Regions from separate parts of the Mus musculus genome. Here all the other regions are linked to region 1. Evidence: chromatin loops called from intact Hi-C (ENCODE). Cell type or tissue: left cerebral cortex. All regions are shown on one strand. Links, peaks and the distances in the headings refer to the core of each region. The heading gives the core; the rest is flanking DNA.

Region 1 (10,060 bases), core at 3,409-8,408:
AGTTACAAAGTATTGTAGGATTAGCTGTAGAGAGGTAGTGTCGGGGCAAGCCTGGTGCCCACGACCCTGGTCTGTACTCACAATGCACTGTAGCATTAGCTGTAAAGAGTCGGGAAGCAGACAAGCTCGGTGCCCACCACTAGGGGAAGGGACGAGTGAGGAAGGCTGGTGCCGGCCCTCTAATACCATCCACCTCCATCCAGGGCCTACTCACTCACCTTGACACCAACAAGGATGTGGGAGCTTGGCCTCTCCTGTCCGTGCCTCCTTTCTTTTCTTTATCCTGAAGATGGCCCCAGGGCTAGGAACAGGGTAGCCTGTAGTTGGAAGAATATCTGCTTAGTGTGTAGCTTTAGAGGTCATCCAATAAGCTTTGTACTGGCTGATTGGAAAATTAATATCTTGTACTGGGCACAGAGTAATTAACTCGGAGTGTCAAAAAGTAATTGGGACAAAGCATGGGGGAAAACCATGTCCCACTTTTGATATCCCGCCATGTTCTAGCAAAAGAAGGAGGAAATATTTTCAACGAAGCCCATCCTGTATCCCCGGGCCAGCCATGCTCACCCACTGCCAAGAGGTGGCTGTAGATCTCCAGCATCACGTCCTGGTACAGGTGTCTCTGGACGGAGTCCAGGCGTCGCCACTCCTCCTGGCTGAAGTCCACAGTCACATCCTCAAAGGACACCAATCTCTGTAACAGAAAAGGTAACACTGTAACAGTCTATGATACACAGAGTGCAGTCCATTCTGAGTTACTCTTCACCAGAGAGGTAGACAGGGCACACAGCACAGCAGCTCAGCGGTTCTTTACTATGACAGATCATTCAGCTTTCCAGAAAATATCTATTCCATATTATATGAATCATATATAATATAAATATATATTATATAATGTGTGCTATATAAATATTTCAGAAGTTAAGAAAGTTCATAAAAATATCCATCTCTTGTACACTCAGATTTTCATCCCCAAAGCAGCCAGACATGGGTTGTCACTAATACTTCAAAAAAGAATAAGCAGTTTGACACTTAGAACTAACATTATTCTAGGCTTCAGGGAAGGCAGCTCAGTGGAGTGGTGAATTATCATGATTCATTGAGAACCAGGCGAGGGAGGAGTACTCAAGACTAAAGAGTTTGCACAAAATCGACAGCGATGTTTCATTTTAACTTGGGGAGTTCATTTTCATTTTCACTAATTCAGAAAAATCCCACATCAAATACCTCCAGGATCTTTGGACATAAATAATCCATCCACGAGCCAGAAGACAACTCACTGAAAGATATATTACAAATTAAAAAAAAAAAAAGCTTGAAATTGTCTCTTAAGACAATAACAGGTAGGTGTGGTGCACGCCTTTAATCCCAGTGCTCTGAAGAAAAAGGCAGGTGGATGGCTATCAGTTCACGGCTAATCTGGTCTAGGCTGTGAATTCTAGCCAGAGAAGGCTACACAATGAGACTCTGTCTCAAACAAACAAACAAACAAACAAAACAATAACAAGTATTAGACAGATTAGAAAGTTAAATAAATATTCTGCCAGAAAAAGGAAAAAAATCAAAAAAACTTTAATATAGAGAATTAGGGTGAAGGAGATGGCTCAGCAGGTAAAAATGATTGCTGCCCTGCTTGACCAAGATATACAGAGAGAGAGAGAAAGAGAGAGAGAGAAAGAGAGAGAGAGAGAGCTGGAAGTTGTCCTCTGACTTCCACACAATGCCTGAGTATGCACGTACCATTCCCCTACAATGAATGAAAACAAAATCTAAACAATCAATAATTTAAAAAATACAGTGGGGAATCAAGTTTGAATGGCAGGATTTCCAGAAGAGGGAGTGAAAAGGAAATAAATTTCTGATTCACACAGCATACAGAGACTTCAGGGAGAATAAGAAAGTGTTTCCCAACCTACACACTGACTCTAGCCAAAGGACAGGTGCTGCTACAGAAATATTTCCAATGCATCTCTACAGTGTGTGCATACATCTGACAAGTTATTTCATATATAAGTAATGGCATGTATGGTATACTGGAAGAATCTTGTCCAGTCATGGAGCTGTGTGAGAAGTCTGAATGCTTGTGAGCAGACAAGATCTGTGACCTCAGTTTCTTCAAAAACTATGGAGTTGTCCTTGGAATGGGTTTTCATGCTCCTTCCAGGTCAAGTGGATAGGAGTGAATTTACTTCAGGTTACTCATTACAACTGGGTATTGTTATTTGTTTACGTGTCTCTGGAAAAACATGGTTTTGCTGTGTGTGGCTTGTCTGCCCCATAAACCTTGCCCTTGTGATTAGACACACCTTACACATGTGACTCCCCTTAAGCCCTCTGAATATAAATTGTCTGATGCTTGGAATAAAGTTGGTCACTGCATGAGACTTTAGTCGGCCTCTGTTATGGTTTATGTATGTTCTACCCAGGGAGTGGCAGGCACTATTGGAAGGTGTGGCCCTATTAGAGTAGGTGTGTCACTGTGGGTGTGGGCTTTAAGAGCATCATCCTAGCTGCCTAGAAGCCAGTATTCTGCTAGCAGCCTTCAGATGAAGATTTCAGCTCTGCCTGCACCATGCCTGCCTGGGTGCCGCCATGTTCCCGCCTTCAGAATAATAGACTGATTCTCTGAACCTGTAAGCCAGCCCCAACTAAATGTCTTCATAAGAGTTGCCTTGGTCATGGTGTCTGCTCACAGCAGCAAAACCCTAACTAAGACAGCCTTATTTCTTGGCTCCATTCTCCCAGGTCTCACTGCCTCTAGAGCCATAAACAGTATGGATCTTATTTTTTGGCAAGGCATCCTCAGTCACTCATCTCTAAGACTTACCCGCTACGAATCCATGGCAAATGAACTCCTTCAAGAGACTCACAAAATTACAGTGGCTATGAAATGGGACAAGAAGATACAGGACTGAGGATATTGGGGGGGGGGGCACAGGTTTGAGGGCTGCATCTACCTAAGCACCAGGAGGCAGGACAATGAGTGACATGACAGACTAGGAGGTACAGGAGCACTGGCCCCTGTGCTCTGCTCTTAGCTGGAGGAGCCCAGGATCTGCTACTTCCCATGTCTGTCCTCCAGTTTTAGAGAACTGGGCCCTCGGCAGCTGCTGCTTACCTCACGGGACCCTTCCTGCTCCTGTGGGTGCAGTCTCTGGGCCTTCTGGGACAATTTCATGTCAGCAGGTATGTTTCCTCTCTTGCCTCTTTGCTGGCAGATGCAATTTTTCTCAGGAACTGGAAGCTGGTTGAGTGGCTAGAGGTTCCCAGGAGAGCAGCTGAGCAGAGAGGCCAGCTGTGGTGAGGTAGAAAAATCCCCCAGCCTGGCTGATGTGGCCTGCCTTTGACCTAAAGAGACAGCAGAAAGCCCCAGTGAGGGAATGACCTTGTATCCTCAGCCAACATTTGCCCATGAGTTTCTAAGTGCCCAAGACATGCCCAGTGTAGACATGCTAGAACAGATAATACTCAGAAAAGCCCTGTCTGGTATTGACCAGGGTGATGACAAAGAAAACCCAAACACCATAATCTGGGGTCTGGGAAGATGGCGCAGTGGGTAAGAGAGCTTGCTGCACCAACGAGAGGCCCTGAGTTCAAATACCTAGCTATCTGAAAAAGGCAGGCTTGGCTACAAATGCCTGTAAGTCCAGTGCTGTGTGGGACAAAGAGAGGAGGACCTCTGGGCTCACTGGCTATCCGCCTAGCTCCAGGTTCAGCGACAGACCCAACCTCAACAGACCCAACCTCACGGGAATAAGGCTGGGGTGATGGAACACGACACTCAGTAGCTTACTCTGGCCTCAGTGCAGGTGCACTTACAGACTCGCACCTATGCCCACACCCACATGCATAGACTACATACAACACACATGCCAAAACCCCAAACAACTCCCCTTCCCTGAATTACACGCCAAACACGATAGTTAGGAAGGATTCACTGCAGCTGCTGTACCTTTGACTTGTGAGGAGATAAGGAATTAACCTCGCTGATGCCACAGTGAGGGCGCAGGTGTGTACCATGGGCACTGGGGATCTGCAGTGATATGACGCTCAGCCTGCCCTCAGAACCCACACAGAAAGACACATGAGAACGAGCAAGCTGCTCAGGCTGCTCCTTTTTCTGAGCTTTGCTAAGCTGTTCAGACACAGCCCTCCCCAGTCCCCAACTTTTTGAGACATGGCCTCACTGTGTTGCTGTAGCTGGCCTGCGGCTCTCTGCTTCCTGAGTGCTGGGACTAAAGGTGTGCGCCATTGTGCCCAGCTCTCACGAGAGCTCTTTTAAGCATGCCACCAGCATTGATACAACCATTTCTCTCTCAGAAATGACAACTAAGCTTATGGGCTGTTCCAGAACACACCCTAAGAGGAAGAGCAGGACCAGTCCCGTTCCTTCCCTACTCTAAACCACACCCAGTGCCCATGATCTCGGGCGGTCTCTGTGTGCCCAGCACCCAGAACCCTTTCTCCTTCTGAGAGCAGAGATGTGGTGCAGTGTGGTGTGGTGATGGCCACTCCTGGCTCTCTGTGCCTGTCTAGACATTTTCGTTTTCATCTATGCCCACATTGACATCCTGTTTCTCTTCCTTAAATTCAATGGCTCAATCCCTTCCCTGACTTGGAAACCCTGCACATAAACACCAGGCCCTCGACACAAAACATTTCTCCCTTGTCCACAATGTTTTTATGGTACACAGGACATATTCACTGTCATTCTGGACTTTAAGTAACCTCTGATAAGTGGACTGACCACAGGATTAATTTAACCACGGGGTTAAAATGGGCATACCTAGTTCCCCAGAACGTTATTACTTTGGCAGCCAAGATGACAATTTACTAGTTTCCAGAGAATCTTCAATAAACTCAATAGTGATACCCAAGGAACATACAACCTCCAATAAGGACACAGGGTCCTTCTGCTCAAGTGCCAATCACTGACTCTTATTGTGACCATATGGTCTCAGCAGAGGCAGCATTGACCCGCCTCATGTCCCAGCCCTCACATAAAACGGCCCGGGGATTAGGATTTGCCTTTTAAACGTTTGCTTTGCAGCGCTAGCTCTCTACAGGAGACTACATGCTGGGAACGAAAAGGTCCTGTTTTACAAGCCTTGCTACCTGCACAAAGGCTCAACTTGCAGCTCCGATGCCTGTGCCCTCTTTGCATATGCAAATCCCCTGGCTTTTGTTCCACGTGTTCTTAGTATTAGTTCCGCAGGCAGAAGCCACAGGCTGACCGAGAATGGCTGGCTTTCCCAAATTAAGCCCAAACCACAAATAATCTCATTTTCCATTTGTATCTGCCTGTTCTCTTCTCGCAGGCTACTACTAGAAAGCAGCGCGATCGCCCTCAGAGACGCTAGCCCCAGGCTTGCGGTAGCTGGCTGCACTGTCTGTCTCTCTCAGCAACCCTGCTCTCCCAACTCCCATAGGATTCCCACCCCAGCTCAACCAGGGCATCCCTCCAGTAGCTGTGTCAGCTGTCACTCAACACAAATCAGCGCTCAACAGCACAGCATCCTCCCTGCGCCCCTGCCGCTCACCTCTCACAACAATGCAGAGAACTCTGCACAGGACGCGCAGTGTCCCTCCCTGCGACTTCCGCCCCCGGGCCCTCAGTGTTAGAATCCAAACTCTCCTGGAGTGCGGGCAACAATAACAGAACTGATCTGCGCGGAGATTTAAGCGGATATGACCGCTCGAGACCACTTCCGTTTACTGCGAATCAGTGTTCTTCGCCACCCTCCCACACCCCCTTTTTTCCCCTTGTGGAGGCTGGCGAAGCGCATGCGCGCTACTATTTGTGACGCTACAACTTGCCAATACTTCACTTGGATCTTCCTGTAGTTTCTGTTCCTTTAGGAGCTGTCATGGCCACTCCCACAATACAATGATACAGGGACCACCATCACAGTGTGCACATAAGCAGGCAAAGCTTGTGGACTGTGACACAGTGAAAGTCCAAGGCTGTCTCATATTTTCAGGGGATTTTACTTCCTACCTATACGTGTATATCAGTTATTTCCAAGAGACCGGGATGCTGCATATTACTAAAAATACCATTTTTTTTTCTGTATATTCTCAGGGACTTAAAAGATTTTTTTCCTCTAAACTAAGAAGTAAATAAAAAATAAATTAATAAATATAAAGAAAAAAAAAACTAGGTTTGTTGGGAAATGGGAATTGAAGCCATGTGGAATCTTTAAAGATGAAGGTCTGAAATAAATGTGACACTGAGGCTTTTCATGGGGACCAGAGGTGGAGAAAATCTGTTGTCAATGACAAGTGTTTTTATTTTAATTCTTCATTATTTATTGTGTGTTTTGCATATATAAGAAATAGTGTAGAGGAAGGTGGAGAGGGAGATAATGATAAATGGTGAGAGATCAATTGATGACGAAAACGTGCAGTACAGTAGAGGGAATAAATCCATAGGCCAAAGTCGAATATCTGAACAAAATGAACGATTGTGTGCAGTATCTCAGGTTAGCGTTCTCTAGTTCTGTGTAGACAAGAGTATAGCATTGAACATGGTATGATCCCCTGCTTCTGCTTTCCAGGGCTGGGGGGTGGGGGGGATATGCCATCATGCCTAGCTTCACATATGATTTTGATTGTCTTGAGAACAAATTATAGTACTGGTGCTCTTGTGACCAGGGTTTTGTGTCCAAAGATACAGCTCCGGGGGTCCCAAAAAGTAGTCTCAGCCACCCATCACCACATGCCAAATTATATTAAACCACATAAAAGTTAATATGCAAATATCAACTTCTGATCGATTCTCTGCTACATCTTAGCATATGATTGATACCCACACGCACTTATTGCCTCCCGGGCACCACCTTGCTCTTCCACAGGCTCTCTCCTTATGCTTATGACCTCTCTAGGCTGTAAATGTGGTACAGTGCCCATCTGTCTTGCAGCCTGAGTCACAGTCAGTCCACCAGGAAGATGGAGCACTTGCCCTGTGGAGGTGATGAAGCACAAAAGAAGCTGAAACTGTATGCCTCTCCTTCTTTGTGCTCCATGAGACTGACCTAATGGGCAGCTGAGGAAGTTGCCCTGTCCATACCATAAAACCACCCCATGCATCAGGAGGCTGAACCACAGATACCCTGAAAAACATTGTAGGTCAGGCATGGTGGAACACAACCTTAATCCCAGCACTTGGAAGGCAGAGGTAAGCAGATTTTTGTGAGTTCCAGACCAGCCTGGTTTATACAGTGAGTTCCAGGCCAGCTAGGGCTACACAGTGAGATGCTATATTAAAAGAAATAACAGAAATGTATACAAAACAAACTGTCTAGGAGGGTAAATTAGGTACCTGGAAGTAGTTGCTACAGTACTCAGGGCACAACACCTTAAATTGGACCTGAGATGTTTTAAGCATGAGGTGGAGAACAGAATTTTCCAGAAAAGAGTGGAAGTGAGGGTGGATAAATAAGGAAGTTCATAATAAATTCCTGGAGCTGCATGTGAGAGAGGAGGTCCCGTGATGGTGAGATTATAGGTGTCACCCAAATCCCAAAGAAGGAGCTGAGCTGGAAATGACTGTGAAAGAGCATAAGCAATTATTTATTTATAAATAGGGTCTTATGTGCCCCAGGTTAGCCTCAAATTTCCTGTGAAGCCAAAGATCAGCTCAAGTTCTGATCCTCCTGCCTCCACCTCCTGCGTGGTTAGATTACAGGAGTATAATGTATGCAGTGCAGGATATCAAGCCCAGGGTTTCTCCCTGGGCAAGCATTCTGCCAACTGAGCTAAGTCCCAGAGAGGAGCGGAGTGAATGGCCACATAAGCATTTTAAGTACAAGGCTGAGATGATCATAGACATACTTCAAAAGGATTAGCTTTCCTACAGGAATCAAGGTAAGGCTAAGTGAAGATTGGATGGTGGCCAGATCTGCATTGCAGAAGGACTGGAGACAATAAGTGCAGCCTGAATGGAGGTTACAATAGTAACACTTTTCTGCTCACCAATGGTCTCTAAACCAGGAAGGTAACACTGTACTGAGATCTTTGTAGTGTAGTGTACACTTTATAGTGTACTGAGTAATACAACTTGGATGTAGTAATAAATTTCAATATCAGCAGGGCAAGATGACCTGGTGGGGTGCAATAAAGCATGCATGCTATACACACTGAATTGATTATGGAGGAAAAAGGCATCAAACTATAATCTGGCCATGTTTCTAGGCCAGAGCTCTCAAGTGGAAGTTCAAATGGAGCTGCAAATTAATTCAGAGATTCTAGTAGTCACACTGGAATAGAAACAAATGGAATCCATTTAACAGGATTTGATTTTGCCTGAAATGTCCAAATTACTATTTCTAGATGCTCAGCTTTCAATGAGTAGCTATTACATGGAAAAGTTAAAAGATTGAGGACTCTGGGACTAGAGATATGTGTGTGAAAGAATGTCGTGGGGCCCTTTTCTCAGGAAGTATTTTCTCTAGTATTATAAAGGAATTATGAGGGGAGCTGAAAGGGCTTCGCCTCAACAGCTGCTGTGAGGAGACTTTGGTGATACGGGTTCCACAGTTGCCCGGCACTTAAGGGGTAGGATGGTTCTGAAAGGCAGCTATTTCAGCTACCCATGCGTCTGGATCTTTAAGTAAGCCCAGTAAACGCACTGGTTCACTAAGATGGACTTTGGTGCAATCATTTCTTTGGTCTGTACCTGTGAGCCTCCTGCGGCCACACTAACTGGGATCCTGAGAGGGAGGCAGGAGCTGTATGGGAGAGAACGACGAGAGAAATAATGGAGGCCAAGACATGTTTCTGTTCAAGGCCCCCCAAGTTTACTAAGAGTCTGAGACAGCATCCGGCAGTCCACCTACAGGCTGGCAACAGGCACCAAGAATGGATTGGCGGGGGGATAGGCCTACCCCCTTTATAAGCACAGACTCTTAGTAAACTTGGGGTCCTTGAACAGAAGCATGTCTTGGCCTCCATTATTTCTCTCGTCATCGTTCTCTCCCATACAGCTCCTGCCTCCCACCCAGGAACCCAGTTAGTGTGGCCACAGGTGGCTACACTCACATGGCACACATACATACATACATACATACATACATACATACATACATACATACAGGCAAGTAAAAATATAAAAAAAAAATTGAAGAATTGTTTTTGTGTACTTGACAACTACCTCTTTCCACAGTTTGCAATCCTGCTCCCAAGTTCTGTAGGTTCTCGATATTTTCTATTGTGAATCCAAATATTTCTCCCCCTCTCCTATTTGGTTTGTTGGTTTTGATTTCTTTCATGGAGAGTAACCCAGGCTGTCTTTGAATCACAGTCCTATTGTTCCATCTTTCTGGTTAGTAGGATCACAGATAACCACCATGTCTCTGTGACTGAAGTGCATTTATGATAGAAAGTGATTTTTTTTCCTGATATATTGTTGGACAGTGGAATGAGGGAGTCAGGGAGGCTGGGCTGATGCACTCTCAGGTCTGTGGGTGAACTGAGGTTTGTAGGACAGTATTGTAAGTGCTACTTAGAGAAGGCTTAACAGGCAAATTCATCTCCATCTTCATTTCTTCAGGGAAATCAGGGCCCTGGTCGAGCTGGTTCTGGTGGCCATGGTTGAGGCTGCTATCAAATTTCCACTTCTTGGTATCTGCTTCCTCTCCTTCAGGTGAGCCCTGCTCATAGAACAAAACAGGTGAGAGAAAGGCAGAGACTGCATCCTAGATCCCCAGTTCTAAACAGCTTAAGGTTTAGTATCCAGGCAGGAAGTTTGTGGGTACTGATAGTTACTCACCATACTGGAGCTATCAAAAATGTTCCCATTTGAAGAGTAGAGATCTCTAGAGAAACAGAACACACACACACACACACACACACACACGCTGGATTTATTAAAGTAGCTTACAGTAGGTTACAGTCTATGGCCTTAGTTTTCCAACAATGGCTGTCCTCTGATGAGAAGAGTGCAATGTCTGTTCAGTCCACAAGGCTGGATGTCTTTAGCATGTGCTGAAGACCTAAAGAAGTAGACTCGGATACCAGTAATTGAAGTGAGCAAGAGCAAACGCAGGCAGGCAAAGAACAA
Region 2 (10,060 bases), core at 2,556-7,555, 110 kb before region 1:
CAGAACTCATGCTCAGATCCCCTAAAAGGATACAGCCAATCCTTCTGTGGCCTCAGATGCCAGACACTTCCCACCTACTCCATGGCCAGGGCTGCAGTAGAATTCTAGTAACTCGTCAGGAGTGGTAACGCACGCCTTTAATCCCAGCACTTGGGAGGCAGAGGCAGGCGGATTTCTGAGCTCAAGGCCAGCCTGGTCTACAAAGTGAGCTCCAGGACAGCCAGGGCTATACAGAGAAACCCTGCCTCGAAAAACCAAAAAAAAAAAAAAAAAAAGAATTCTAGTAAATCGCTGTATCTAGGGTAAACTTTAGAATGAAATGGTTGTCTTTCAGTGTACCAAGAATAGACATCAAAATGAATTGTTCTCTAGAAGTACTTTGACCTTGAAGACGTCATCGCAGAAGACGTAGATCATTTTCTATTGTCTATGAAGTTGTTTTCTGAAGGAGCTTTAGGGCCTTGGCATGACTTGGTACAAGACAGTCCTGATACATATGCGATGTCTTGCATTATTGAGTACAGCAAACAGTCCACAAGAGGGACCAAAGTTTCAGGGGTGTGATGTTTCCTTTGATGAGGAGTTTTGGTTTGAGAAACTTTTTAACCCCCCCCCCCAAAAAAAACAACTTTTGTGAAGAAAAAAAAAGACTACCTCCACCTAAATCTTCACATATTATTTAACTATGCAACCTAATTCTTATTTTATTTTAAAAGTTTTTCTGCTGCCCAGAAGTACCTGTCCTAAAGGAGACACAACCTAAAGTAAACGCTAAATAAAAAGAAAGAGCCTGACGTTCAGTTCATTGAGGCTGGACCTCCTTGCTGCCTTGGAGCCCGATTACATTCTAAGGTGACCCTCATTGTTTGATTATCCTGCACAACTCAGAACACTGGCACAGCCTGCTTGTCTGGGTCACTGGTCTCTGCCTTGGCCTCCCCTCCTTCACGACAATTTGCATATAACAACCTGCAGATCCAGCCCAGTTACCTTTTTGACAGGTCCGTGAATGATGCTTGGGAGGCCCCGTGGCTCCTTTCCAGAATGCTCTCAAGTATCCCAGGAACACTCCTTTCCTCTGGCCCAAAGAGTTCTTTCTGATCACTGAACCCAGCAAGCAGCCCTCAAGACTCCCCTAACTCTCCTGGCTGAGCACTGCCCCTTGAACTATCCTCCTCAGCCTTTGTTTCTCCCCTTCCTCTCGCCCGGATTAGGTTCACACCAGTCTCTCCTCACTTCTCCTCACGCCCTGCCCAGCAAGCCCTAGAATCATCAGGCTCAGAGGTGCCTCCAGGCTTGACCTCCTAACGACCCACTTAGGATCCTTGCAGGGCACCTTTCAAGTGCTCCCCAAATCTGTCCCTTCTGCCTGGCTTATCTGTCTCCTGAGAGTGCCCACCACCTTCTACCCCCGCATTTATGCAGAATGGCGTGTAAATACACTCTCTGTTCTCAGTCATCTAATCCTGTGAGGGGGTTGCTATTGTAAGGAGTAGCTTACAGACACACGCAGAAACAGAAAAGGGGGATACCACATCAGTAGTAGCCCTGAGATCATGGAGGGAACCTGGTTGATAGATATATCAGTAGTCTTTAGCTGACGGAGCGAACAGGGCTTATGCTAATTAAGTAAGTATCTGGGATGATGGGGGAAAGAATTGTGTACAGACTGGCGGCAAACCCCCGAGGTAATAACAGGCGTGGTGGTGCACGCCTTTAATCCCAACACTCAAGAGGAAGTGGCAGTTGAATTTCTGCAAGTTCCAGGCTAGCCTGATCTACAAAACAAATTTCAGGGGTGCCTCCGGGTGGCCAACTCTCCTAAAGGGCAGAAGAGGCGTCACCAGAACATATTTAACAGGGGCAAGAGAAGGCAGATGATCTGTTACCACCAAATGAACAAAGCGGCCTGGCAAGAGACCAGACTAGGAGATCCTGGCCAGAACGCGAGTTGACAATCATAAAAGCGAGTGCCAAATCTCTAGAAAGACCTTCAGCTCTCCCGTGGCACCATGGCCCCAAGCCCGTAGGAACCGGAGGAAGAGGAACACTAACCTGAGTGGAACGAGCTGAGTACTCTGCCTGCCACGCGGAAGCCTGGAGCGGAAAAATGCCCTGGGACTACAATTCCCATAAGGCCTTGAACTGCTTTGCCTACGACTTCCAGAATGCAACAGCTCCAGACGCGGGCCTGTAACTCTACAGCAGCTTGGACTCCAATTCCCAGAAACACTTGAGAGTACAGCTTTCCTTCTGCCAAATGCCTCCCCACGGGCCGACTCTGTAGGGCGCACACCAGGGCCTGGGAACCGAGCCCAGAATCCTGATGTTGTCCGGCAACGCGAGGTCACCAGAAGGGAAGTTGAAATCAGAAGTGGTTGAAATCAGAATGGCTGCAGTATAATTTCCTAGTTTTGTGGACTATCATATACTTCTGCTACTTGCTTGCTTCTCAGTCTCTGTTACTGTTTCCCCCTCCCTCTTCTCTGTGTCTCTCTCCCTTGCTCTCTCTTTCTTTGATTCTCTCCCCAGGATCTTACCATGTAGCCTAGGCTGTCCTGGAGGAACTAGCCATATAGACCAGGCTGGCCTTGAACTCAGAGACCCACCTGCATCTGCCTCCAGAGTGCTAAGATAAAAGGTGTATGCAATCTTGCCCCTTTCTGTCTTCCTTCCTTCCTTCCTTCCTTCCTTCCTTCCTTCCTTCCTTCCTTCCTTCCTTCCTTTCTCACAAAGGTGGAAGGAGTCCAGATGACACACAGCTATGTAAGCTATTGTAATACACATCAGTAAATTGTCGTCTTGTACTGTTTAAGGTCACCGGGAACCTGGCGTCCCAGCCCGACTTTAGACCCAAGCATTTTGTCTTAAAGCGTTCTCCAAGACCGCTTCCTCAGTCACCAGCCGGCTTCCTGGTCCTGTGAGAAAGTGAAAGAGAACAGCCAAATAAAGTGGAAACGCTACTTCCTTAAGAACAGGAGAGTAAGTTCTTAGAAGAAAAATAGTGTATCCTTGAACACAGATAGGATGGGACCCATTCCCAGAGACCTCTGCTACTTCTCATCCCATAGGACATCTGTGGTGGGAATGGTTAGTTGGGAGTCTGTCTTCCTGGGATCCTCTTCTTCAGCCTCCTGCAGACTGTGTGTGGTTCCCAGCTTCCCCAGTCTGTTTCTACTGGATGTTTGTTTCATGTCTGACCTGGTGCCCCATTATCTTTCTGCAGTTTGCTGTTTATGCACTTGAAATGAAAAGCATTCCTACTGTGGATCATTCTCCAGTTTCAGACAGCTTTCTACCGACGAACCACACTCCAGCCCCTCACTAGGGGATTCTAGGTAGGGACTCGATTATTGAGCCACTTACTACCCAGGAACTTACTGGGAAATTCTAGGCAGGGGTTTTAACACTGTGCCACACCCTAGCCTCTCATTAGGGGATTCTAAGTGGATGCTCTATTACTAAGCTAGGTATATTCCCAGCACCTCATTGGAGAAACTCTAGGCAGAGGTTTTAATAGTGAGCCATGCCCCAACTCCTCAGTATTGGTATTAGGTAAGCACTCTAATACTGAGCTATAGCCCCAGAATGCACCACTTCTATGCTTTTTAAATTTAAACAGGGTCTCGCCATGTGGCCAGTGCAGTCCTCAAACTTATAATCCTTTGCCTCGGTCCTCCAAGTAGCTGGAATTACGGCCCTGAGCTACCAGCCTGGGTTCAGCTCCGTGGTTCTCAACCTTCTTAATTTTGCAACTCTTTCACACAGTTCCTCATGTTGTGGTGACCCCAGTCATAAAATTATTTTTGTTGCAACCTCATAATTGTAATTTTGCTGCTCTTATGACTCATAATGTGTGTATCTGTGTTTTCCAATGGTCTTAAGCAACTCCTGTGACCCCAAAAGGGTCACAGCCTACAGCATGAGAACTGCTGACCTAGGCTATGGGAATAGTGCTTCAGCACCACAGATAGAGCGAGCTTAGATAGATAGAGCGAGCTTAGATAGAGCAAGCTTAGAGCGAGCCCACTTGTCTGGCCTGTCTACTCTGTCCTGTGGTCCTTATGTGCCAAGCCCCTCTTCATCAGCATCCCAGACAAATTGATTCCAGCTAAGTAAGGGAAGAAGGAGAAAGACTTCACCACACTGCAGAGAATCAAGGACCAACGCAGACATCTGGTTGGTCCCCTCCACAGCCCTAAAGAAATGTGTGACCAAGTCCTGGGCAGGCAGTTTTCTGGGGTCGGTGTTGTTGTGTAAAATGGAGAAACTTCCAGGTCTGGGGCTCAGGGGGGAGCACACTAAGAGGTCCAGAGGACTAGGGATTCCTAGGAGAGCTCATGAGTTGGCGAACTTAAGTCTCAGTTGTTCTGAGTTCTTGAGTGAGGAGAGAAAGAAAGGAGTCCAGGCCCCACCTTTCTGGTTGAGTTTATGGCTTCGTGTCCTAATTTGCTTCCCTGCTGCTGTGATAAAACACTGACCGGAACTAATTTGCATTTATTTTAGCTTAGAGAGCACAGTCCATCGTTAAGGGAAGCCATGGGAGGAGCTCAAGTCAGGAGCTTGAAGCAGAAACCTTGGAGGAACTCTACTTACTTACTTCCTGGCTCACATTTAACTGCTTTCATAATACTAGGAGGACCACCTTCCCAGGAGTGGTGCCATGGGAGGTCCACCTTCCCAGGAGTGGTGCCATGGGAGGTCCACCTTCCCAGGAGTGGTGCCATCTACAGTGTGCTGGGTCCTCCCATATCAGTCAGCAATCAATAAGATCTCACATAGGCCAATGGGATTGAGGCAATTTCTCAATTGAGGCAATTTCCTTCTTTTTACGTTGTCTTAGGGTTTCTGTCACCTTTCCCCAGTGACACATTTACTCCGACAAGACCACACCTCCCAGTAGTGCCAGTCCCTATGAGCCTATGAGGCCGTTTTCATTCACAGGGCCACAGAGGTCTTACCTTTCTGTATTAGTCACGGTCCCCGTGGGCTGCGGCTTTGCTCATCTTTTGCTAAGCATCAGAGCTTATTTGTGTCTTAAGAGATGTGAATCAACAAGGCCACACTGGCTTCACTGCACCCTCAGTTTTGTTCTGGGCTCTTTCAGGACGTGACACTTGAGAGGGCAACCTTTGCTGGGGCGGGATGGCTGACCTCAAGCACTCACCCACACAGGCCACTCTCCATAAGAGAGCCAAGAATTCCTCAGGTTTCTAGAAGCCCCATAAATCTATGAGTTGAGGATTGAGGTTGAGCTATTGGGGCCTCAGAGCCTTTTAAAAGGCACACATTTTAAAAACCCAGGCATGGTAGCATGCACTTGTAATTCCAGACTCACCGGTAGGGGGTGGGAAGAGACAGACAGACAGAGGACTCCCCCGCCCCTGATTTACTGGTTAGCCAGTTAACTTACTGTTAAAGCTTATGTCTACCCGAGAAGCCCCAGATTAGTGAGGTTGTCCTCTGACCTCCACATGCATGCAAACATGAGGTGACTCTTCCTACATGAATGTACCCTTCACACACATACATGATCATAGGCTCAATTCATATTTTAGGTTGGGGTCTGGGAACCACCACGCAAACCACTCAGACAATGATCTCGGTCAAACGGGGATACTTTATTAGATGGCACACCCCAAGACTGATCAATCAGGGCCATAGATCAGACTTGGGAGGTGGCTGTGACATTGAGTTAGGATCCTATAGGGTTTTTAAGCCTAAAATCCACAAACATTTGTGCCAAGTTAATTCACAAGTCAGGATGTAGGGGACTTCCTCAGGAACATGTCTTGCTTATACACGTAATGCTGCTCCCATTCGTAGGGGTATTCAACTGTGGTGAGGATTTGCCTTGCCTAACATTCATGTTCTAACTTGCCTACTAGCATGTCAGTTACCCGTGCAATATGTCTCTTTCTGCCAAATACAATGTCAGTTCCCAAGGAGGTCTTGGGAACTTAAACTTTACTCCACTCAAAATGGAAGTCTTACTCCAAATAGCTTTTTATATTGGTGCAGGTGTCTCTCTTATGTTGGGGTCCATTCCGAGGGTGGCTTATAAAAAGGGAAAAATCATAAAAGCTCAGACACAGGTGCAGGAAGTGCTGCCTGGCCATTGGTTCTGGTCCAGACTTCTTGGGGCTAACTATACAAAGCAGTTCTAGATGACTTTTATTATGATGGGAAAACACCAAAGCATAGACTATAACAAGATATGTAATTGAAAGACTCCGAAAGGAGCCCCTCGCTCAGGCCTCAGGACAATATCGGACACCCAAGAACTCACGATAGACCGAGCTTGTTGCAAACCACATGAGGCTTTATTCGGGGAAAGCCAGAGCTCTGGGGACGACTCATATACCACGCAGGGAAAGAGGTCCCAGTTTTTATAGGCCCTCGGGGGAGAAAGGAGAAGGGGGAGAGTAGGGGATTTCCAGATCTAAACAATGTCTATTCTCAAGAAATGGGTATGGGAAGGGTACAAGGAAAGAGTCTAATGAAGGTGCAGCAATGGGCACACACCACCTGGTCAGAACATTGGCAGACACACAGGTTCGAGGAGTGGCCAGAGCATTGTGCACCTCTATTTTTCTAAATCAGTGAAGCTAGTTCTGCTAACACTGACATCTATCTTGCCAATTTCAGGGCTTCTGTGACCTTTTACATTCTGTCAGGATCTTTCATAATCAGCTTGGCATGAGAACGTTTCCTAGTAACCGTGATTACAGCATTTGAGAAAGTTTCCTTGTATCATTAGTAACAGCACAAAATGGCCCGCTTGAAAGATAACAGTTACCTAGGCCTTAACACTTTAGAAGAGGCAGAGATAATGATGATGATGATGGTGATGGTGATGATGATGGTGATCAGTGTCTCTTATACTGAGTGGAATGTCATATTTGTATAGGAAATGCTTGTGGTTGTTTAGAGAATACTTCCCTCACGTGCTCACTCACTTAAGCATGTGATGCCTTGCATGATCTGTTGTGGGGCGGAATCACAACCTCTCAGGGATGATGAGAGGATCAACGAGACACGTACATAGAGAACAACTTAGTGCCGTCACTTCCTATCCCCGAGGATGGGCAGCACGGAGTCTCCTCGGTATGTCCATGCTAGCCCTTTGACTCCAGACCAGGGCCTCTGTTCTGTGTGACCAGGCTCTTCTGCGGGGACAGCAATGGCTCAGTCTCCATTGACACCATGGACAGCATCATCCTCTTATTTAAAGCTCTCCAGAACCAGTCTGTCCTGGGCAGAGACAGAGGGCATCCCCAGCTCTCATGGGCATACCTGTCACCCATCAAGATATTGCTTCCCGTAGCGAGAATTTTGCTTTCTTTGAAAAGCACAGACATACTATGGTAATATGTTTTTATTTTAGTCCCAGGTGTGGGATATGGGGCTGCTTCAGGTTGTCCACAGCAGCTGACTGTGATTTGCAGTCAGTCATACTCTAGCAGGGGTGTGATTTTGCCAGCTGCAAATAGTTTCTGCAATTGTGTGACATTTGAAATTCAGGGGACTTTTCAGAGGGTATATAAATGCTAGAGCCCTAATAGGTTGGGTGGTTGTTGTTGCTGGGTTGGTCGGGGTTTGTTAAGTAGTTGTTAAGAAGAAACAAGAAGAAATTAAATATCCTGATGGTGAAGATCAAACTTGCCCCAAGGAACTTTACACTCCCAATCAGCAGGAAGTAATCTAATGATAATATCACCCCTCCCCCCTCTATCCTTTTTTCTCTCCTATCTATAGTTAGGAGAAATTAGTGGTTTCAATAGGTTTGGCACCCATAGACTTGTGTGTTTGAATGCTTGACCCACAGGGAGTGATACTATTAGGAGGTATGTCCTTGTTGGAGGAAGTATGTTATTGTCAGGGTGGGCTTTGCCAGTCTTCCCCTGGATCCCTCCAGAACAAGATGTAGAACCCACAGCCCCTTCTCTCATGCCTGCCTGGATGCTGCCATGCTCCGACCTTGATGATAATGGACTGAACCTCTAAGCCAGCCCCAATTAAATATTGTCCTTATAAGAGTTGCCTTGGTCATGGTGTCTCTTCCCAGCAATGGAAACCCTAAGACAGGGGTTAAAGTGTGGGGGAAAAAAAGAGTGTAGAAGGATGGAAGAAAGAACAACCCACAAAGTAGCCAAAGACGGGCTACAGCTGTCCACTAGATCTGCCCTACCTGCCTTTTCTGGAGACCTGAAGACATAGCATGAATGTGTTCTACCAGGCAAATGAATGAATAATGAATGGAATGAATGAATGAATGAAGTTCCATCCAGAGTACCATGGGTCATGGGCAACAATTCATACGTATTAATTTGATCCCAGTAGACAATAGTTGACCAATGGCGTGTGAGGTGGAGAATGCATGCAATTAGACAATTCCCTGCCCATACTATTGAGATTTATATGGCAAGATACCACAAACTATAAAGCTTACAGATATCAGAGGTTTACTCCTTATAGAGCAGGAGGTTAATTGGTGCCCTGGCAGATTCAATATCCTGTGAAAGTGTATGTTCTTGAAAATGATACTTTGTCTTGTGGTCGAACAAGCAAGCAACCTCCCTTGGGTCTCTTATATAAGTAGCATTAGTCCAATTTGTGTGGGCCCATCCCTGTGACCTAATTCCTACCTAAGTGTGATGGCTAGTTTTATGTCAACTTGACACAAGTAGAGTCACCAGAGAAGGGAGTTTCAATGAATAAAATACTCCTGTAAGATAGGACTGTTGGCAAACCTGTAAGGCATTTTCTTAATTAGTGATTAACAAGGGATGGCCCAGACCATTGTGGATGGGACCAGCCCAGGACTGGTGGTCCTGGATTCTCTAAGACAGCAGACTGAGCAACCCATGGGGAGCAAGCCAGCAAGCAGCACTCACCTATGGCTTTTGGAACTTCCACTGCCTCCAGATTCTTGCCCTGCCTGAACTCCTGCCCTTCCTGATTCTGACGATGAAGTGTTGTTATGTGGAACTGTGAGTTAAACAAACCCTTTCCTCCCCAAGTTGCTTTCAGATTTGGGGTTGCATCACAGCAATAGAAACCATGACTAAAACACTAGACAACTCACCTCCGTGGCTCATTGAAGTGTTCACTACACAAGCATGAGGGTCTGAGTTCAGACGCCCAGCTCCACATAAAATCCAAGGGCAGGGTGCATGGCTGTATTGACAGTGCTGGAGTGTGGGGGAAACACTAGGCAGATGCCAGGGAGTCACTGGCTAGTGGGGGTGGGGTGGGGAGGGGACTACCTTAGGTGTGTGCTTGTTTGTTTGTTTGTTTTTGTTGATGAAATACCCTAACAAAAGCAACTTATAGGAGAACTATTTATTTACACTCTAAGTTCAAGATACTGTTGTGGGAGAGAAGTCAGGACAGCAGGAGCTCAAAGCATCCACAATCAGGAAGCAGAGAGCAATGTTTGGTGGTGCTCAGCTCAGTTTCTCCTTTTCATACAATCCAGGATCCCAGCCTAAGGAATGGTACCACCCACAGAGAAAGCATCTTCCCACCTCAATTCATCTAATCAAGATAAGCCCCCCACAGGCATGAGCAGAGGCCCATCTCCCAAGTGATCTTAGGTTTTGTCAAATTGACCACCACAGAACCTGCTCAAAAAGTAAGGTGGAGAGTGACAGAGGAAGAATATACCCAAAGTAGAATTCGGGATTTTATATGTGCATGCATGTGCACAGGCAAGTGCACTGCCCCCCACCCCAAACACACACACATACACACACACACATACATACACATTCCCTCCACCCACAAGGACCCACGTCTTAACACCATAGCCTTGGGGAAAAGGATCTTAACATTTGTGTTGTAGGGACTTTAGCACTTCCATTCTGGAACTCGGTGTCTTCTGAAAATGAGGAAGAGACATGTGTATCTTCTCAATTCTTAAGGGCTATGTGTCATAAGTTCCTCTCTTAGATACAGATTCTCAGGGTCTTTTCTTCCTGTACTGCTTTTTTACAAAATGGGGACAAGAGAGAACCAGAGAGGCAATGGCCCAGCCCTTCTGACCACTGAATTGCTG
Region 3 (10,060 bases), core at 2,844-7,843, 74 kb after region 1:
TCCTCGTCTATGGCTCAAGGGCAGGTATCAGGGGAAGCAGGGCCTTGGCTTCACCCAAAAGTCATGCAGGAAAGGGTTGATCAGAAGTTCAAGTATGGGAGCTGGGTTTTGGGGTGCTCTGGAGAGAGCAGTTGTGGGGCAGGCAGAGACAAGAATGAACCTTCTCTGTATGCAGTGAGACTTTCTAAAAACTAGAACAGCCCCGAATACTAAAGCGCACTGCTGGCCACCGTCATCCTGCTGTGGCTGGACCACCATCTCTTTACTGTCTCTTTGTATCTATCTCGTGCTCTTGGCCCCCACCTTCCCATCCCACCCCATCACAACCATGCTTTATTCACATTACTTTGGTTGTTTCGTAGGTTCCGTGCATTTTTGAGGTGTATATGGACCTCTTTTCAGCCACCCCTCTTCTCTTTGAGTTAGGGTTCCACATAGCCCAGGCTGTCCTCCAACTTGATATGTAGCCAAGGATGACCTTGAACTCTTGATTTTCCTGCTTTCCCATGCCTCGGGCAGGGGTTGCAAGCATGCATCTCTATGCCTGGTTTATGTGGTGCTGGGATGGATGCCAGACAAGCACTCTGCTGACCTAGCCACATGCCCTGCCTTTTCTTGCCATTTCTCACTCGTCCCTCCCGTCCTTCTCTTTCCCATTTATCAAACATTTTCCTGTGTACCCAGGTGCCACTCTGCACTGAGTTCTGTGGGAACACATGGTCAGGATGGACTGGTGACCATCCAGACCAAGGCACATATTTATTCAGTAGGGGTATAGAAAGCCAGATATCCCATAGAGGAGAATGCTTCTGTCCCCATCTAGGCTTGGTCACCTCAGGACTGCCTTTTTCTCTTCTTTTCTTCCTCCCTCCCTTTCTTCCTTTCTTTCTTTCTTTCTTTCTTTCTTTCTTTCTTTCTTTCTTTCTTTCTTCCTTCCTTTCTTTCTTTCTTTCTTTCTTTCTATCTTTCTTTCCTACTTTCGACTGCCTTTTTCTTTTCTTTCTTTCTTTCTTTTTTTCTTCCTTCCTTCCTTCCTTCCTCTCTCTCTCTCTCTCTCTCTCTCTCTCTCTCTCTCTCTCTCTCTCTCTCTCTCTCTCTCTCTCTTTATTTCAGATCAAAGGACGACTAAGCACCAAGGGAATGGTTATAATTTAGTCAGCAGCAGGTGGTTGGCTCTGGAGAGATGGCAGAATATATCAGAAAGAGAGGATCAGGCAGACAGCTGTGTGACATCCCTCATTCCTACAGATGAAGGGAGCAACTGAGACTTCAGTCTGAGACCTAATCAATCCAGCAACCCCCGGGACTTGATAGGTTCAACACATCCACCTTACAGAGCAGGAAACGGAGGCAGTCATGGGTTAAGAAGTCTCTGGGAAGAGGGGCAAGGAAGACATGCTGTGTTCCTCCTTGCAGAGTCCCTCCAGGGTCCTTCTGCCACTCACAGCAAAGTAGCACTGTGTAGAGACTGTGTTCTTTTTTGCGCAGTGCAGTCAATAAAGGGTGATGTCTTAGGCACGTTTCAATTGCTGTTACAAAACACCATGACCAAGGCAACTTATAGAAGGAAGAGTTTATTGAGGGCTTACAGTTCCAGAGGCTTAGAGTCCATGACCATTATAGGGGGAGCATAGTAGGCAGATAGGCATGGCATTGGAGCAGTAGGGGGCTCACATCTCATTCACAAGCACAGGGTAAAGACAGAGAACATACAAATGCTAAGTGGGAATGTGGTAGGCTTTGACAACCTCCAACTCCTCCTTGAGTGACACACCTCCTCCAACATGGCCACACCTACCAACCCCTCCCAAATAGGGAAGGCCAAGCATTCAAATACAGGACAAGAAGGAGCCATTCTCACTCAACCCACCCAGAGGTGGCTTCACAGAGTCAAGAGACAAGATCCAAACACTATGACATCGTGAGCTTCTCTAAATCCAAAAATATAAAACCCAAAATGCATCAGAACCTGAAACACTTTGAGAAAGGATCTGATCTAGTCCAGGCTAGCCTTGAACTTGATGTGTAGCCAAGGATGACCTGAACTCCTGATCTCCCTGCCTCCACCTCTCCAGTGCTGGGATTACAGGTGGGCAACACCACACCAAAATGAATAAAATATTTTTAAAAATCTAACGCTTCAGAATTTAGAGTGATTTGAATTTCAGTTCTCCAGATTAGGATGTTCAACCGAAATCAAACCCTTGCTTCTTAAGTTGCTCGTGCCAGAAATGTTGTCACCACAATGAGAAAAGTATTTAATAGACATCAAACCTGCAATACTTCAAGGAACAGGAAACGGTCCGCGGTGGTGCCCAGTGGGGCAGAGTGGGTAGAACTGACCTGTGTGCTATGTACCTGACCTGCTCTGTGCCATTCTGTCACACACTGGCGGTCGCTGCCCTTTGCCTGTTTTCCACTTGCCTACGTTAAGGACTCATTAAGGCTGGGGCTACAGGTCAACAGTAGATTGCCAGCCTAGAATGCCCAAGTGAAGAGCTAGGGGTGTGGCTTAGTGAGAGTCCCTGCCTAGAACCCCCCGACAGTGAGAGCCTTGAGTGTGACTCAGAAGTAGCACATCTGCCTAGGCTCCCCTCCAGTGAGAGGGCGTGCTCAGAGGTAAAGCATTTGCCTAGAGTCCCGCATTGAAGGGATAGGGGCTGGCTAAGGGGTATATGTCTTGCCTGGGAAGCCCAAGCAAGGTCTTGGGTTCAAATTAGGGATTCAGTGAATTCTCCTACAACTTATGCGAGCTGAATTGAGTCCAAAGAGTGGGGACCTCCCCCCATCACAAAACATGAAAAGGGAACTATTTCCCCACTGTTTCTTAGCTAACTTAGCTCTTCAAAAAGAAATTAAGTAAATTTATTTGTTTGTATGGGAGTTGGATCTCTGGGTCTGAGGGAAGAAACTGAGATTGGACCCTGTCTAAGGGAGGAGGCTGGTTCCTGGACTCCCAAGGTCTGACGGAGGAGGCTAGGGTCTGTGCATCTGGGTCTGAGGAAGAAGGTTGGGGCTCTTGCACCTGGGTCTGAGAGAGGAAGATTTGGTCTAGACTCCTATGACTAAGGGAGGAGGCTCTGGGGTCTGTACACCTTGGGTCCGAGGGAGGAGGGACAGAGCCGGAGTCTGCAGGAGGGTTGGGCTCCTTCAGCAGAAGGCAGCTGGATGAAGTGCATCTCAGGCCAGGATTCTGGAGACCAGGAGGACGCCGGTTGCCCGGGGGAGGGCGGAGGAGGGGCAGGGCCACAGTAACAAAGGCCTCTCCCTCCAACGAGCAACCCCCCCCGGCCCCGCCTCCGCGGCCCCCCTCCTGCCCTGATTGGCCGTTCTCCCTGCCCGTCAGCACCACCCCCCCTCCCTGGGTCTGCAGCAGCTCCGGCCACCTCGTCGCGCCCCCCCAGCCCCCTCCCCCCGCCCCCGCCGCCCCCCGGGCCGGTGCAGCCGCAGGCGGGGTTCCCCTCCCCCTCCCCCTCTCCCCCAGGCTCGCGCGCCCCGACCGCCCCCTCCCCTCCCCCTCCGCGCCGCCGCGATGCCCCCCCCTGCGCCCGGGGCCCGGCTCCGGCTCCTCGCCGCCGCCGCCCTGGCCGGCCTGGCCGTCATCAGCCGAGGTACCGCAGCGCCGGGGGTGGGGGGCTCGGCGGGGAACCCTGAGGTCCTGGGAAGGGGTACAGGACCGGGGTGGGGGCAAACAGGGAGTTCCCCCCGGGGGGATGCGGAGGTCTGGAGCCAGAGACCTGGGCAGCAGTCCTAGGCTGGGCAGGGGGTCCTTGGGTGCATGGATGCGCGCTGGGCACAGGGATGCACGTCCTCGTCTGGTCAGCTGCTCCATCACTAGCAAGGGGGTCTCAGACACCTGCTGCCGGCCTGGGGCGGCAAGAATGTACCGCTGCTCTAGGTCAGGGAGAGGCTCAGACGTTGGGATGACAGTCCTCACCTGGGCAGTGTCTCCAAACTGAGTTGGGGTACCAGGCCTGGAATGATGCCCTGTTTTGTGGAGGGGGATCTTGTCTTAGCGTTTTTTGGAGAGGGTTCCCTGCGCAGTCCTTGCCTGGGGACTGGGCTCTGCGTCTTTAGGTGAAGGTAGAGGAGGGAATGTGTTCCCAGGGTTAGCAAGCAATGAGGACAGATTGTCCACAGACTGAAATCCCCAGTCCCAGGAATATCAGGAAAGGGGTTGAAACTCCCTATGCGGGTTTTCCTCTCGGCATCTGGGGTGTTTGCAGTTAACTGGGAGATGGTCCTGGAAAGCCAGAAAGTTGAGGTGCCAGACTAAGAATTCTGATCTTAAAAGTCTTTGATGGAATGAATATTTGGGGTGGGGGTTGGGCTGGAGAAGACAGGACAGGAAGGGTTAATGCAGGATCCCAAGGTTACTAGTCTCAGCCAGTTCCGTGGGCCTGGAGACCCTCTCTAACAGCAGGAGTGAGTCCTGCCCTGAGGATGCTTCAGGACTGTGCCTCCCCTGCAGGGCATGTCAAGGAGCGTAGAGTCAAGGAAATGGCACAGAAGGAAGAGGGATGGGCAGAAAGCTGAGCTGTGGGTACCCAGGAAGCCAGGAAAGTGTTAATCTGGTGTTTCCACATCACTTCCTCCAGGCCTTGTCCAATCAAGCATTCCAGAATCAGGGTCATGCTATGCCACCAGGGACAGTAGTCCCCAACATTGTGACCCCAGCAGCCCCAAAGGAAGCAGCTATCTGGTCCTCCAATCAAGTCACCCACAGCCACACAAACATCACAGCTTTACAGCCAAGCCACACCTGCAGACTAGAGAGTCACGCAGGCCGCCCACGCACAGATCCGATGGGGGAGGGCATGGATTCTGCCAGGAGTGGAATGGGCTGGAAAGTCCACCCCTTACCACAGTAGGAGGCTGAGCCCTGCCTGACCTGGCGCCTTTCTCTCCTGTTACTGTAGGCTGCTTCTGGGGGCCCTATCTCCAGTCTCTGCTATTGGATGGTGACATTCCCTGTCTCCCTGGGCTGTTTTCCTATCCCTGCTGCTTTCTGCACAGTGGCACATCTGCCTCTCTAACTGAGCTCCATCCCCCAACCCCCATGTTTGAGTCCCTCCACCTCCCTTACTCCCTCTCTTATACACTGTACCCTCATTCACTGTGGCATCTGTTTCTTCCTTCCCCTTACTGTACGTCCTTGAACCCTGACTGCTACCCAGCTCTCTTCTTAAGGTAGTGACTGTCCCATTTGCTAATACTACTCTCTAACCATTTGCAAAACATTACTATGAACATGCCTCCGGGTGAGGGGCTTTTTTTGTCAAAGCCATATGACCTTGATCAGGTCTCTGGTCTTGGGTACCCCGTCTGAAAACTGAGCAAGAGAAGATGAGACCCAGTGGGGGTGAACTGAGATATATCTACCTGTTGGGTAGGTGCCCCATTTGTATCCCACTGTTACTTTGGAGAGGAAAGACACCCCATTTTGTAAAGTATGCATCCATGTTTCTCATGAGGAGCATGTATGAACCAAATCCCAGACCCCAGCTTGCTCATATACAGTTATGTATTTTTCTAGTCAGAGTCTCACTATGTAGTCCAAGCTGGCCTGGAAATTCAGGGTGATCTTTGTGTCTCAGCCTCCCAAATGCTGACTACAGGCATAAGCCTGGACCATTCAATCTCTCTCTCTCTCTCTCTCTCTCTCTCTCTCTCTCTCCCTCTCTCTCTCTCTCTCTCTCTCTCTCTCTGTGTGTGTGTGTGTGTGTGTATACTCATGCTAAGGTCTCAATATGTAGCCATAGTTGTAGACCATGCTGGCAGCCTTGAACTGTAGGCAATCCTCCTGCCTTTTCTTCCTAGATCCTGCGACTATAGATATGGGCTACCATGCCCAGTTCTAACACACACCTGAGAGAAGCTAATGGATCAGGGGCCAGGCAGCAGAGGAGCACACTCCTTTAGCGTTCTCTTCCTTTCACAAAGTCATTCCACACAACTTTCAATGCAAAGCAAAGAAGGCCTGGTTGGTTCTTGCTAGTGTTTTCATCCTAAAGTAGAAATCAGGACAGCCCATTTCTCTGTTGTTGGCTTATTTACACTTAGCAAAACCTCCCTGGCTGTGTAACTATGAACCTGCAATTAACCCCTCCATTTCCCACCCTGCCTAAATCTTTTATGCCAACACTACCCACACATTTACATACTCACCCACAAAAGGAAACTATGCTGACTGGAGATGTGGCTCAGTTAGTTGGTAGGATGCTTGCACACCTGTATTCCCTGCACTTGGGAGGCAGAGGCACAGAGGTTCAAGGGAGGAAGACCAGAGGTTCAAGATCAGCCTCTGCTACATAGCCAACCTAGGCTATTTGACCAACCTACTGTCTCAAAACTAACTGCATTAAAAAAATCAGCAGAGTGTGTGTGTTGGTAGGGAGATGCCTCTTGCTCGTGGGGCAGCTGGAGGGGAGAAGGCAGTGCACACAGCAGCCAGGAATGAACCCAGTGCCACCCAACTCAGCATCCTTGTATCAGGCTCTGACTCTTGATCCTCCCCCCTTGTTTCGTTTTTTAAAAAATATTATATTTTTATATTTCATTTGCATAACTGTGTGTTGGAGGTCAGAGAACAGCTTGTGGGAGTTCTCTTTCCACCTTGTGGGTCCAGAGTATTGAACTCAGCCTTGGCAGCCCAAGCTGGTCTGGAACACTGGGCAGTCAGGTAGTTTTCCTGTTTTGTGGATAGCCCAGGATGGCCTCAAGCTCGGAGCAGTTGTCATGTCTTACTGTCCTCGGCACCAGAATTACAATCGTGTACCTCCTCGCCTGCTTCATTGGCTTAGCAAATATTTCATATACTGTCATTCTGAGCTCCTGAGAAATGTGTTGTGTGGTTAGGGACAGGGAGCAAGCCAGAGCAAGCACTGTCTCATAGAGTCTATAGTGAAAAGAAGACATGTCAAGAATCAGATGGGGAAAAAAAATCTAGCAAACAAGTAGATAGTTCATCTCAGAGAGTATCACATAATGGGAAGAAGCTAGCGGTGCCCTCGAGAATGTGTTGTCCATTTTGGGGAGGGCATCCAGAAAGCTACCCCTAGGAAGGTGAGAAGAGGGTTGAGGCCTGAGGAAGAAGAGAAGCCAGCCTTGAATAGATCCCCCAAGAAATGTGCAGTAAAGCATGGCTTGATGTTTGGGGACCCAGACATCACCTGGGTGGAAGCCCCCAGGTTTCTGAGTTTAGCAGAGAGGTGGGCTCCTGGGTGCCTGTTGTGTCAGAGGTTACCCCCTCTGCATCTCTTCCCTGGCGCCTACAGGAACTCCCACAAAGTCTCCAGATCCAGGGTTCCTCACTAGCAATGACTTCAAGGACTGTAGAATCATTCTCCGCCCAGTCTCCACCCAAGGATCCCAGCTTGGCCTGAGGTTCATCCAGATTCTCAAAGAGTCTCACCACTAATTTCTGGGCACAGAGCTTTTCAGAAATCTCTTCTTCCTCTGACTGTGGCCTCTATTTATTGATTTATTCTGCTAGTCTAGACTGGAAATCTCACAAGAGCAAAGAACTGACCTCACAGGATGTCTCTCAGACCTTCAGCTCTCTTTCCTGCTTGCTTGCTTGCTTGCTTTGATTGATTGATTGATTGATTGATTGATTGATTGACTGACTGATTGATTGATTGATTGATTGATTGATTGATTGATTTTTGAGACCTAGTTGAACTTTATGGTTCAAACTGACCTGGAACTCAGTCTGTAGCCCAGGCTAGCTTGGAACTCTGTAGTTAAGATGACCTTAAATTGGGGGCAATCCTCCTACCTCACTTTCCAAGTGCTGGTATTACAGATAAGAGCCACCAAGCCTGATGTTCACAGCAGCTCTCTAATCCACCCTGTATCCAGTAGAAGAGGCAGGCTAATCATCCTTTTTAGTTGCCAGTGGAGAAACTGAGTCCCAGAGTGATGGAGGTACGTTTGTACCTGAGGGACGGGGGGACCCTTAATCCTGAGGCTCCACCCTTTCTCCTGGGACAAGCTAGGGGCAGGGTTGCTAGAACACATATTGACAGGGTGTCTTGCAGGAGTGGCAGACTTCAGAAATATCTGCCAACTAGACAGCCCTTCCGCTGCCCCAGTCAGGGAGGCTGACACCAGGTCAGAGAAGGCAGTTTGCAATTCTTTAAAAAAAAGAAAAGGAAAGGAAAGAATGTGCTTTTAGGTGTGCCAGGGCTATTTTATATGTCAGATGCAGATGCCAGACCATTTGCTTGTCTCATCTGAAGGCACCACTCCAGAAAAACTTGCATTGAATTCTTATTCTTCATTTTCTTCAGATGGGGAAACTGAGGCTCAGTCCATGGGGATGCGTAGTCAAGACATGGCAGGGTAGACACTGGGCTTCCTAGCCCAGGCTTCTCTGAAATCTGTTACAAGTGTTCAGAGCCTTCTCCTTCCTCTCCACAGGCTCCTCCCTGATCTGAGCAAGGCACAGACCTGGGTCACACAGACAAAAACAAAAACAAAACAAAACAAAACAAAACAAAAAAACATGTGGGAGTGAACCATGTGGCCAAGTGGGCAAGAGCATTTGCTGCTCTTGCAGAAGTCCTGGGTTTGGCTTCCAGGATCCATATGGCATCTCTCAGCTGACACCAACTCCACTTCTAGGAGATCCAACACCCTATTCTGGTCTCTCTGGATGCTTCTGCATGCACATGGTGCACATAAATGTACACAGGCACACATATGTACACATAAAGTACAAATACTTGAATCTTGATTTTTAAAAATTTCTTCACCCAGAAATTCCAGGTCAGATGAGGGAGGTACTATAGACATTTAAACTGGCCACCTAGAACTCATGCTCATGGAGGGGCTCCCTGAGCAGTCACAGAGTTCTTCCTAAATGGGGTATTTATGTTAGGGATTTGAGGAATGAGAAGGAGTTCAAGAGTTGAAGAGTCACAGGTATACATCCATATTTATTCAGACAATGGTTATTTCCAAGACAACTCCAGTGGGAACTGGGAGACACTAGGGACATAGGTCTGAGTCACAGTGAGGCTCTGCCCCTAAAACATGTCTAATCTGTCAGGGAGATGGGTGTCATGTGTGAATTTAGTTACAATGGAGAGTACCCAAGTTCTGTAGGAAGGAAGGCCAGTCTTGGTGGAGTTTGGGAGTGTGCCTAAGCAGGGTTTACACATTAGCACATTAAACATCTTTCGAGACTTGCTGTGGGCTAGCCATTGAACTGGACTGTGCTGCAGCCCTACACGTGCCAACAGTTGGGAAACTTAGGCAATAGCAGGCGGATTTATGTTCAGTAACTCCTAAGATTATCTTTGGGGCCAGGCATGGCAGCCCACACCTTTAGTCCCAGCACTGGGGAGGCAGGGGCAGGTAGATCTCTGTAAGTCTGAGACTATCCTGGTCTACATGAGTTCCAGGACAGCCAGGACTATGTAGAGAAACTCTGTCTCAAAACAAAACAAACAAAAAGGTTGTTTTTGTGTATATGAGTTACTGCCTGCCTTGATTGCCACACTCTTTGAATGAAGCCCAGAGAAGGGCTAGGGCCCCTCAAGGTTGCCCAGCACCAGATCTCTGAGTCTGAGCTTTAGTTGTTTGCTTTGTTTTTGTTTCTGTTTGTTTTGTTTTTGATTGTTGTTGTTTTGTTTTGTTTGGATTTTGCTTTTGTCTTGATACATATATGCAGGCCTGAGGTATCCATATTCACAGTCAAGGAGCTAAAGACCCATTGAGAGACAGGCTCAGTTATCACATGTCTCCTAGGACAAGACCACTTTGATTCAAGGTTACGTGACCTGAGCACAGAGGCCAGAGTTCACCCGAGCCACTGGAGAAGAAGGGATTTGAGGGCTCAGCGGACTAAGGAGCAGAGAGAGGCATATATGGGCTACAAGATACCCCTACTGGAGGCAGGAGGGTGACACTGAGATACTGAGACTTGACAGTTGGTCCCAGGGGCCATTGGAGACTTCTGAAGTGGCCATGGCAGTGCTGGGAAGGTTCCTATGGCAAGGGTGACTCGTGCTGGTCCCTCTGCCTGGAGGAGCACGGCTGAGCTCCTTCCTGT

Evidence for each region. Hi-C counts contacts between places; a loop is a spot of excess contacts. Peaks named below come from ENCODE experiments on the same cell type or tissue, not always from the same donor. Only the 100,000 strongest peaks of a DNase experiment are listed, where the experiment ranks them.
Region 2: a loop joins it to region 1, with 4 times the contacts of the local background. A loop is called at or near these places in 8 of 42 quality-filtered maps.
Region 3: it touches region 1 in a loop (2.9-fold over the local background); 5 of 42 quality-filtered maps call a loop at or near these places.

The regions. Positions count from the first base shown.
Region 1 is chr7:43,557,902-43,567,961 of GRCm38, reverse strand. It overlaps Zfp658 (zinc finger protein 658), which reads right to left and starts at 5,592. Exons shown (of 5, transcript NM_001008549.2): 1 at 5,541-5,592; 2 at 3,119-3,348; 3 at 568-694; 4 at 219-317. The coding sequence starts at 3,178. In left cerebral cortex, for the core only: a CTCF peak has its summit at 5,737; DNase peaks (open chromatin) are centred at 5,155 and 5,778; H3K4me3 peaks cover 1,892 bases; H3K27ac peaks cover 992 bases.
Region 2 is chr7:43,664,071-43,674,130 of GRCm38, reverse strand. It overlaps Ctu1 (cytosolic thiouridylase subunit 1), which reads right to left and starts at 2,100. Exons shown (of 3, transcript NM_145582.1): 1 at 2,056-2,100. It also overlaps a transcript of Siglece not described here. In left cerebral cortex, for the core only: a CTCF peak has its summit at 5,316; a DNase peak (open chromatin) is centred at 2,883; H3K4me3 peaks cover 82 bases; H3K27ac peaks cover 88 bases.
Region 3 is chr7:43,483,496-43,493,555 of GRCm38, reverse strand. It overlaps Iglon5 (IgLON family member 5), which reads left to right and starts at 3,345. Exons shown (of 8, transcript NM_001164518.2): 1 at 3,345-3,611. The coding sequence starts at 3,533. 4931406B18Rik (RIKEN cDNA 4931406B18 gene) reads left to right here. Exons shown (of 8, transcript NM_028737.3): 8 at 1-1,512. In left cerebral cortex, for the core only: no CTCF peak of the experiment used is centred there; DNase peaks (open chromatin) are centred at 3,226, 3,913 and 4,734; H3K4me3 peaks cover 2,251 bases; H3K27ac peaks cover 2,212 bases.